Regions from separate parts of the Mus musculus genome. Here region 1 is linked to region 2. Evidence: chromatin contacts called from ENCODE Hi-C or POLR2A ChIA-PET data. All regions are on one chromosome and are shown on one strand. Each heading gives the region's core, a stretch centred on a gene start or an enhancer-like site at or near the end of the contact. The rest is flanking DNA. Distances are from core to core; before and after follow the strand shown.

Region 1 (5,229 bases), core at 892-3,391, 250 kb before region 2:
AAATAGTTGCAGGATACAGGAAACAGCTTTGTAGACAGTGGTGGGATTTAACCTCAGCAGAGGGAGGCAAAGGCAGGAAGATCTCTGAGTTCAAGGCCAGACAGGGCTACACAGGGTGACTCTATCCTAAAAACAAATGAAAGGAAACAGAAACAAAATGAGAGAGAAAGGAGAAAGAGAGAGAGAATTGGAAGTGGAGATTCAAGACCATCCTTGGCTCTGTGTTCAAGGTTAATTTAGGATACTTTAGACACTGTCTTAAAATGAGGGGGGTGGGGAGCAGGAAAGGGCAGAAAAAGAAGGAAAGAGGAAAGAAGACAAGGAAGGTAAAAAGAAAGTTTGCTAAGAGATGTTAAGCAAAGCTGGTGGCACTGGGCAGTGCTGAACTTGGACAATACCACAGGAAGATATGTGGTGTCACAAAAGGAAGTCACCTAGGAACCATCCTGGGCTGGGGGAAGAGAACAAATATGTCTGCTTATTAGCCAGGTGTGGTGGCGCACACCTTCAATTTCAGCACTTAGGAGGCCCAGGCAGGTGAATCTCTGAGTTTGAGGTCATCTCCGTCTTCAGAGCCAGTTCCAAGGCAGCCAGGACTACATAGTGAAACCTGTCTCAAAAAACAAAACAAAAGAAAGGTCTTCTTATTGTTGGCTACAGCCATAGAGCCTTCATTTATCCATCGATATGTTCAGAATGTAGGTCTTCAATAGCCACAACTAGGGAAGGACTTGTAAGGAAAGACAGGAGGGAACAGGTGTGGAAAGACATCCCTCCATTTACTAGCTGGGTCCTATCTTTCCCCCAAGGCTACAGACATAGGACTTAGCCATTTCCTCAGTGGTTGTCACAGCTTTCTCCTCTACCCTTTAGAGGAAGCAGAAGTTTAATGCATACCCAGACCACACGTCTCATAGAGAAACACACATTTGATTCTCCAAGGCCCCAAAGTCAAGTCAGGTGGAAACAAGGATATTTTTTATCCCCTTCTCTGTCCTAAGATCCAGCATAGGAGCCAAAGTTAAACTGTAGCAATCACTCAAACTCAAGTCAGAGCAGGAGCAATTCTAGGTGCAATTGTGTAACTAAAAACAAGGAAACTCCAACATCTGTATTGGGTCATTCATTCTTTAGCTGGTAGAGAGCCTCTCTAGCAAGAATGGAAACCCCTAGTATCGCTAACATAGGCACAAAAGTGCATGCCTGAATTCTCAGCACTTGGGATGGTGGAGGCTGGAAGGTCAGAAACACATTATCTTTTCTATGTATGGCGTTCAAAGCAGCCTGGGGTAGGTGAGACCCGGTCCCAAAACAAAGCAATCTCCCCCAAGCAAACAAAAAGCTTTCTGGGCTGCAGATGTTTCGGGGATCAAGTATTCACATAGTATGTGCCAATAGGGTGAAGACCCAGGAAAAGGAGGGGTTTTGTGTGTTTTCTTTTTGTGATTCTGTGGACAGACTCTGCGCTGACATGCGCCTGTCGCACGCTACCACCAAAATCACATTCCCAGCCATTCTCCATCTCACAAGAGCTAGCGTTAGAGGGTCAGATTTATTTAGCCTGACCCTGGTAGACACAGCTAGTCAAAATCAGTTCCCTTCCTTTCATGCACTGGCTTATTTAAGATCCTTCCGTAAATGGAACCACGAATACTAATCCAGCGCTCCTCATCAAAAGCATTCCATTCAGAAGAAAAGTAATAGGTGCCCGACCAGAGAGGGTGCGAGTACAGAAAAGCAGGGCAGGAGGACCAAGCTTGAACATAGCTGGCTTAACATGGTCTCTTTCCTTTTCCTGAAAGTTCAAACGCCTACCAGGCCACAGTCCTGGCGAGCAGACGCACGTGTACCCTGCGCATGCGCGCAACCAAGGCACACCCGCCCCCTCCGGCTGGTCTTCTTCAGCCAAGTCACCAACCCTCTAAATGCCCGCCCTCAAGGCAAATTCCCTGGCCAATCGGAGGCAGGAGTCACTAGGGACGTCACTCTCTTTGCCTACACCCGCTTTCTCCCCGCCCCCATACAGGGCACCGCCCCGTAGAAGGAACGGATTGTCACCTAAGCGCTCCGTCCGGGCATCTGATTGGCTCTCCCGGAAGACCCGCCCCCTTCTCATCCCGCCGCCCGCCCCCCTCGGCGCGCCCACAGCGGCGGGCGGAACCGAGCGCGCAGGCGCGGCGCTGCCTCTCTCTGCTGGTGGCCCGCCCTCCCTCCTCCCCTCCCTCCCCTCCCCGTCCCCTCTCCCCCTCCTCAGGCCCGCGCGTCTTCCTCCCGCACGCGCCGTCGTTAGCCGAGCGCTCGCCGGTGCGCGCCTTCCTTGTCCCTCAGGCAGCGGGGCGGGCGCGACCCTGCTCCACGCTCGCGGTTCCCAGCGAGGAACGTACCACCAGAGCACGGGGGGAGCCGGCCGCCCTGCCGCCCGCGCCTCGGCGACCCCGCGGGGCTGAGGCGACGCCGCACCCTGCAGCCTGAGCGCACAGCCGGCCTTGACCCAGAGCTCGGAGCCGCGAGCGCCGCGCCCTCCGCCGGCCCCACCCATCCGGACCGCGGCCATGGCCGAGACCGAGGAGCGGAGCCTGGACAACTTCTTCGCCAAGAGGGACAAGAAGAAGAAGAAGGAACGGAGCAGTCGCGCGGCCAACGCGGCGAGCGGCGCGGGCGGGAGCAGCGCGGCGGCGGGCTCCAGGCCGGGCGATGGCGGGAGCCTGGGCTCCGGTGCCAGGTCGGGCGACGGCGGGAGCTTGGGCTCCGGCTCCAGGTCGGGCGACGGCGGGAGCTCGGGCTCTGGTGCTAGGTCCGGAGACGGCGGGAGCTCGAGGTCCGGAGACGGCGGGAGCGCGGGCCCCGCCGGCAAGGCCATAACGAAGGTGAGGGTCGGGAGGCCGGCGGCCGGCCGCATGTGCCCGCCCCCGCCGGCCCGGGAGGCCACGTGACTCGGGCTTCGCACGTCGGCCCGGCGGGCGGGCGGGCTCGCGGTCCTCGGCCCCCGGGGCTCGTCTGGCCGCCCCCGTCCGCGGCCCTCTGCGCGCCGCGCCCTCTGGGCCACGGGGGTTGGGCCGGTCCCCGGGTGACGTGTGCCCGAGTCCTCGTGGTCCCGCTTGAGCCCCGCTGGGGCCGGATTTCATGTTCTTAAGGTGTTCCGAGGCTCCTCTGTGCCGCCCGGGCCAGCGTGGCTTACTCTCCCAACCACGGCCACGCAGGGCTGGGAATTGAGTTGTGGAATTTCTGTCGCCTTCTCTCCGCCGCTCAGCTCGCCCTGGGCTTGGGTTTAAGTAAAAGCGGCGGCAGAGAGGGCGTTTGGGAATTAGGCACGTCTCCGGATCTTGCAGGAACGGGCTAAACTTTACCGTCCGGCCACTAGCCCCAATTTTTGAGACAAGGTCTCACGGTGTAGCTCTGGTTGGCCTCCAGTTCACAAAGAGCCTCCGGCCTCTGTCTCTGGAGTACTGGGATTAAAGGTCTGTGTCACTGTCTGCAATTTTGTTTTTTTTTTGTTGTTGTTGTTGTTGTTGTTTTTTGTTTTTTTTAAAGATCACATTTATTTGCTTATTTGTGTGCGCGCACTCCTGTGTACGTGTGCGGAGAGGTTAGAGGCCGGGGTAAATTCTCTCTTCCCACCACGTGGGCCTGGAGAGTTAGACTCTCTGGTTCTCGGTGTTGACTGCCGCCGATTCTTAGACCGACTCAAGAATCCTGGCGACCACTGATGGAATTTTTCCGAGTCTGGAATCTGTTTACCAAGATCTCTAATTAATTAATTCGATGTTTCGCGGGTACCTTTACCAGTTTGGGGAATCCCGTTGGCCCTTGATGCCTTTTAGTCTGAAGTGGGCTTACCAAAAACTAATCAGGTGTTGTTTCTTCCATAGGATGAAAATGAGTGGAAAGAATTTGAGCAAAGAGAGGTTGATTACAGCGGATTAAGAGTTCAGGCAATGCAAATAAGGTAGGATGTGATTACACGTGGGATTAGGTAACCTTGTTAAGTAGTGCACGCGTTTACTTTTTTTTTTTTTTAAATGCCCTCTGTGTCATTAAATTAGTTGCCAACTCTAAAATCCTGTGGTTTCCCTATTTGCAGCTATGTGGATTTTTGGCTTGACTAAAATGGATTTTTGTCATTTAAAAATTTTTAACACTTCGTGTTTGAATTTAGGTGGTCTTCCCTACCCCTAGTAGGGCTCCTGTAGTTCACTCGCTGCCCTGAGAACTTACTGTGTGACTCAGGAGAAGAAGGGGCTTGTTTTTTTTTTTTTTTTCCAAAAAAAAATATTTGAAGCGAGTTGCCTGTGTAATACATGTCTGTACTGTCTTCTGGAATTGGAATTACAGCTGTTAGTGTGGGTTCTGTGAGCTGGACCCTGATCTGTGGAAGACCGCTGAGCGACATGTCACCTTGAACTCTTAATTCTAAAGTGTCCACCCAAATGTACCACCAAGCTGTGCAGGAACTTAGTTTTTTCTTTTACTTACTTAGTAAAATTGTTTTCTAGTTCTCTCTGGTAATTGCAGTGTAGGATACTTCCAACATACACGAATTTGCATTGACCATGAAGCCACCTTGAATACCCACTACCCCAGTCAAAAAATTGAACGTTAATAGAGGCTCTTCTGAACCTATCCCCAAAAGTAGCTTACCCTAGCCCTCGTTTGCACAGTTCTTAGCTGTGTATTCCGGACTGAACTTGAGCTGCTGGAATTGCAGGCCTGTGCTACCTGCCATTTCGGGCTCTGAGGTGACTGGTTTTCAAAGTTCAGGAAAACAGTCATTTTCACAGTTGGATTGGTTGATTTAAGAGAACCTACATTGTCACGTTCAATCTGTGGTAGTTCATTTTAGATCTGGTTTTAAAAGTAACATGTTTGGAAAGATTTTTTTTTTAAGTAGAAAGGGTAAGTATTTAAGGTAAGGTTTTTGAAGTTCAAAAGTGAGTAGGGCTCTATTGCCTTAAAATCCTTTACTCATCTTACACAAGCAAAATGATTGGAAATTGTCTTTGGTTTGAAGCTTGCAATTTGTAGAGAATTCCAGTGACCATATGGGACAGTTGTTGAGGAAATAACTTTCTTAACTCTAAATTAATCTTTTAAAATCTAGATTATATATGATCTGAGGTAACTTATTGAAAAGCCAGGTAGTATATTTTAATGTATGGTTAGTGTCTGTACCACCCAGGCATTCATATCCCTAGGTGTTCTCACTTGTGAATTTACCAAATTAAACATTGT
Region 2 (4,589 bases), core at 1,274-3,773:
GCACAGGCTGCAGAGGATGCTGGCATGCAAACTGTCAGGAGGTAAGATGGAAGGGGTTACAGCCACGGCCTACTAGGCTCCGGAATACACATAACTTCTGAGACTCACAGACACCACAAGCTCTGTACACCCGCGGTAAACAACTCACTAATAACACAATGATGGATTATGTTCCAAGGGCCTATGAATCCTGCCCCTAACCAATTAGCCAAGCATTCCACCAGGCCACAACCAACTAACTGAGCCCATAAATCCTCTCAAAGAGGTTCCAGACTTGGCTTTCCGCATTGAAGGTCATCTTATTTCCCAATGACACTCTAGTTAAAAATGGCAGACGGGAAAATGGAAGTGGGGGTTCCTGCTCCCAAAGTGTTCACAACTCACAGTGGGTCTCTGGGCAAGACCTCCCCACTCTCTCTCCACATGAGCATGTGAGGAAAGGCTGTCTCTCACTTCTGTGACTCCAGACCTGGAGGGGTTGGCAGAACTCTCACTGGGGGTGGCGTGTGTGTGTGTGTGTGTGTGTGTGTGTGTGTTCCACCCATCAGCAGTTGCTAAGGGAGCCCAGAGTTTCATTCAAACTCACCACATATGATTCTTTATGGAACTGTGTTCAGATTTAGAATTAACAAATATTCTTTGAACTCCAGCATAGTCCAGGCACTGGGGGAAACATGAGGCATAAGGGCTGCTTCCAGCTACCCACTACTCAGAGACAGAAACTGAGTGTCCAGGAGGCCTGGAATCAGGCAAATGACAACACAGTTGAGAGCCCCCCCCACCCCCCAAGGCTGCTGTGCACCTGCAGGCTCCCTCCTAGGGCTGAGGTGCTCCCAAAATCCTTTCCACACAGCAAGGAACGGAGGTGTCCTTTGTGACACTTGGGATCTACAAAGCACAGGGAATCAGATCCAGCTGGCTACCTAGCTGAGCTGGGTACGATGTGAAATGTCCCAAACCCAGCTCTCCGGGACAGGCAACCCCGACTTCCACCCGGCTCCCAACCCTCCAGCTCAGGTACTGAGCATCAGCAGACAGGAGGTGGCCATGTGACCTCCACAGCCCACACGCACACGTCATAGCTGCACGGTGCCTGGGCCCACCAGGTCCTCCCACGGCCTTCCTCCTCTTGGCCTCCAAACCAGCTAACAGAACTGGTTTACAGAGCTAGAGCTGGGAATCCCGCCCCCCCCCCCCCCGGGATCCCCCTCTCTTCCAGCAGAAATGCTCAGAAGCCCAGCTTATGTCTGTAACCCCCTGGTTATGTGACTCCTGGACCGAGGCTCTCAAGGAGGTACTCCTTCCCACAGGTATCAGAGGGGTCGCTGCTCTTCTGTCTGAGCTTCCCACCTTGGACCAACCTGGGTGTCAGATACTTGGGAGGGGAGACTCCTGGGCAGCAAAGAAACCCTTACTCTCCCCCTCCTTAGGCTCTGGCTGGCTGCCACGGTGACCTCCCCTCCCCCAAGAAGGGCGGTGAGCTGGGAGATGGGGGGTGGGAGAATCCACCGGCTCCACTGATGCTCTCTAGAGGGGGCAGGGAAGCCAGGCAGGGCGTGTCGCCTAGGCCTTTCTCTGCCCAGTGCCAAGCTCACAGATATGAGACGCCTCTGTACCATCCCCCAAGTCACCTGCTATGGGAAGAATCTTCACTCTCACGATCCACACCCCTAAGCCCCAAAGAGGCTAACACATTAGTGAAGGACAGTGAGTCTAGAACCTTCTGCCCAGTCGGATGTAAGCCAGAGAAGCTAAGTGCCCAGTTACCCTACCACTTGCACCCACTCTTTTCGAAAAGGGACAGGTGTCGTGTTCCCCATTTCCCAGCAGCAATCTGCTCCAGAGCTGGACGCGTCCTTTCCCTAGATTCCAGGCAGGGTCCGCAGGGAGCCCCTCGGGCGCAACCTTGGGGTGGGGGCAACCAGCTCCCAGCCCCACCTCGTTCTCCCAAGAGAGGCTCCTGTCCCTTCGCCCACACCCTCGCCGGCACCCAGACACCTGCACAGTGCTCCGCAGCCTGTGCCGCAGTGCGAGCTAGTCAGCGAGCCCGCGAGCCCGGCGCCTAGAGCGGGTGAGCCAGCCGCCGCCCTCGGTCCTCCCGGACGCACCTGCACCGGGTACCCGTACCCAGATCTCACACTCACCCTCATCCCTTGACCCCCAGAACCACCTTCTTCCTTTCCCCCTTGGTCCTCCCCAGCCCGGCCCCACCCGAGCCAGCCCCATCTCCCCATCTGCATCCCTCTCCTCTACCGGGGCGTGGAAGGGCCTTGGCGAGCCAGGGCTGGGAGGGTCCCTAGTGGGGTGGCTGAATGGGCGGCGTGGGGAAAAGACTCGGCTCCGAGCCGAGAGAATAAGCCGAGTACTCACCGCTCTGCTCCCCTAGGAAAACCAACTTGAATTTTCGCAGCGGGTTCCCAAAATCTCCCCCTGCGGACATGGTGCTGGCAGCTGGGGCCGGGCGAGGAGGAGGAGGAGGAGGAGGAAGCGGTGAAGGAGCAGGGAGGGGAGAGGAGGAGGGCGAGGGGAGGCGGCGAGCGGTGCGGGAGCCGGAGGGGGAAGGGCTGGCTGCGCGCGCCCCTGACTCCCCAGCTGCGGCCGGGCCCCGGCCTGCGGCTGCGTGTCCGACGGCGGCGACGGCGGAAAGGGAGGAGGCGGGGTGCGCGGCGCAGCCCTGGGTGGCGTTGGCTGCACGGGCGACGGGCGCGCTGTGGACGCCCGAAGCTCGGCGCGGGCAGCGAGGCACGGGCGGAGCGGGGCGCAGGGACCGAGCTGGGCGGAGGAGCGCTCTCCGAGCAGCGCCACGCGCCCCCTCCCGCCCGCCTGCTCCGCCCGCGCCTGCGCTCTGCGCGCTCCCAAGCCTCTGATGTCATGCGGAGCCCGTGGGTTTGCGGGGCTTGGGGGGCGTGCGCCATCCAGCCCCCACCCGGGCAGCCGGCTCCGGAGAGCCACCTCCTCTTGAGCCTAAGAGAGGTGCCCTCTTTGGAGCGTCTTGCTCTGCCCTGCTGCTTCTGTCTCACCCACCCACCTAGGGGGAAAAAAAAAAGACAGGACTTGGTCAAGAGGACATTTGTTTCTGGTCTTTGACACCTAAATGCGGTTCCCTTCTTCCGTCTCAGACCCAGATAGATGGTCAGACAGGGCGGGAACATAGGAAAGGGTCAGTGTGTGGTGTGGTGGTGAGTAGGAAGATGTGCGGATACCTGGCTCAGACCTGGGGTATGGCTCCTCGGTGGCCCCTGCTGGCCTCTAGCTTACCTCCTATCTAGCTAGGCTCAGACTCTTCATGCGGAGGGGATCTGTGGTTGTCCCCAGAGGAGCTGGCCAGTGAGAGAGAAGACACCCTTACAGGATATGCCTACTAGGGTTTGAAACCTAACCTGCCTGGTAGAAGACAGCTCCACTAACCCAAAGACAATGCCCTGCCTCTTTTGATCCTGAGACCGTCAGCCCAACCACACTCCTGCGCCCTGCTAGTTAGGTTTATTCGGGTAATGAGCTACAAGAGTATAAGAGAGCGACCTCTAAGTTTGCAGGGCACACACAGTAGCGTGAGAGCAAGGAGTAGACGCCAGACTAAGGTTAAACGCAGTCCCCAAGCAGTACACTCTAAGGCATCGGGTTAATTGAGGCTTTACAAAGCCCCTCCCCTCTTCCTCTCCAGCCACTTGCTGGTCTTGACCTTCTCTGGCCATTCAGGGAATGTTTGTTTGGGACTGTTTGGAATGTGTAGTGTATGTTACACAAAGCAAGCCAGGAGTGAAATGCACACACACACACACACACACACACACACCCGTGCCTACGGATTTCCCAGGGGACACTTATGAATTTACCCCGAATGTACCCACTAGAGTCTCCCACCGCACATTGAGCCCTCACAGGAAACTCCATGGAAGCAGCTGAGGTTCCACTTCACCTAGAGTTTAGGAAACAGTTGCTGAATGCTCGAATTAACCTCTAAAACTACTCTCAAATCAGAGTAACTGTTCTATTCTTGTGGTCTTCTTCGGTTTGAAGTCCCTGGAGTCGGAGGTCATCCCTCTGAGCATATAAGCATGCCAGATTGGGCACCAGACTAAGATAACTCAGACTCCACCCTACTTTTGCCCCGAGTGTGTTGCTGTCTCGGGATCCAGCATGGGCTGAGGAAAGTTTTGGCAGGTGTGTCCGACCCACTGTCCACAGGCCATATGCCTTGCAGGATAGCTTTGAATTCAGCACAACACAATATTGTAATCTTATGTAGAACATTATGAGATACTGGATGGGTTTCTACATTTTTTGGGGCAAGTTTTTGTTTATTGTTGTTGATCCCATTGCCTGGTTTTACATTGTGAAGTTTGTAGATTGCAATGTTGTGTCTCCGTAGCTAGAAGTTGGACACTCCAGCAGTGAAAGAACTACTCCTAAGCCACACCCCTCCCTGCCTGTGGAGGTCAAGGCATTCAGGGGGTTGGGGGGTGTCACACCTTCCACCCAGCATTTCCTCATCTGTACTGGTTCAGTCGGCTGGGTTGGCTCCTGCAGTCTGGGCAGAGCTACACAGCATGGTCTTCATGCTGTATGTGAATCCTAACCTTAGAATG

The links. A loop is a pair of places that touch in the nucleus more often than their neighbours do. ChIA-PET counts read pairs that join two places held with the same protein, here RNA polymerase II (POLR2A).
Region 1: a loop to region 2 is called in a map of T-helper 2 cell, with 2.9 times the contacts of the local background. The contact joins the promoter of Cdv3 here to the promoter of Rab6b in region 2. A Hi-C loop is called at or near these places in 2 of 37 maps with a recorded cell type or tissue (T-helper 2 cell and regulatory T cell). POLR2A ChIA-PET finds 5 or more read pairs at or near these places in 1 of 5 experiments (embryonic stem cell).

Annotation. Positions count from the first base shown.
Region 1 is chr9:103,362,692-103,367,920 of GRCm38, reverse strand. Cdv3 (carnitine deficiency-associated gene expressed in ventricle 3) reads left to right here and starts at 2,141. Exons shown (of 5, transcript NM_175565.3): 1 at 2,141-2,867; 2 at 3,870-3,946. The coding sequence starts at 2,553.
Region 2 is chr9:103,110,008-103,114,596 of GRCm38, reverse strand. It overlaps Rab6b (RAB6B, member RAS oncogene family), which reads right to left and starts at 2,523. Exons shown (of 8, transcript NM_173781.4): 1 at 2,371-2,523. The coding sequence starts at 2,440. Gm46128 (a long non-coding RNA gene) reads left to right here and starts at 1,330. Exons shown (of 2, transcript XR_001779270.2): 1 at 1,330-2,071.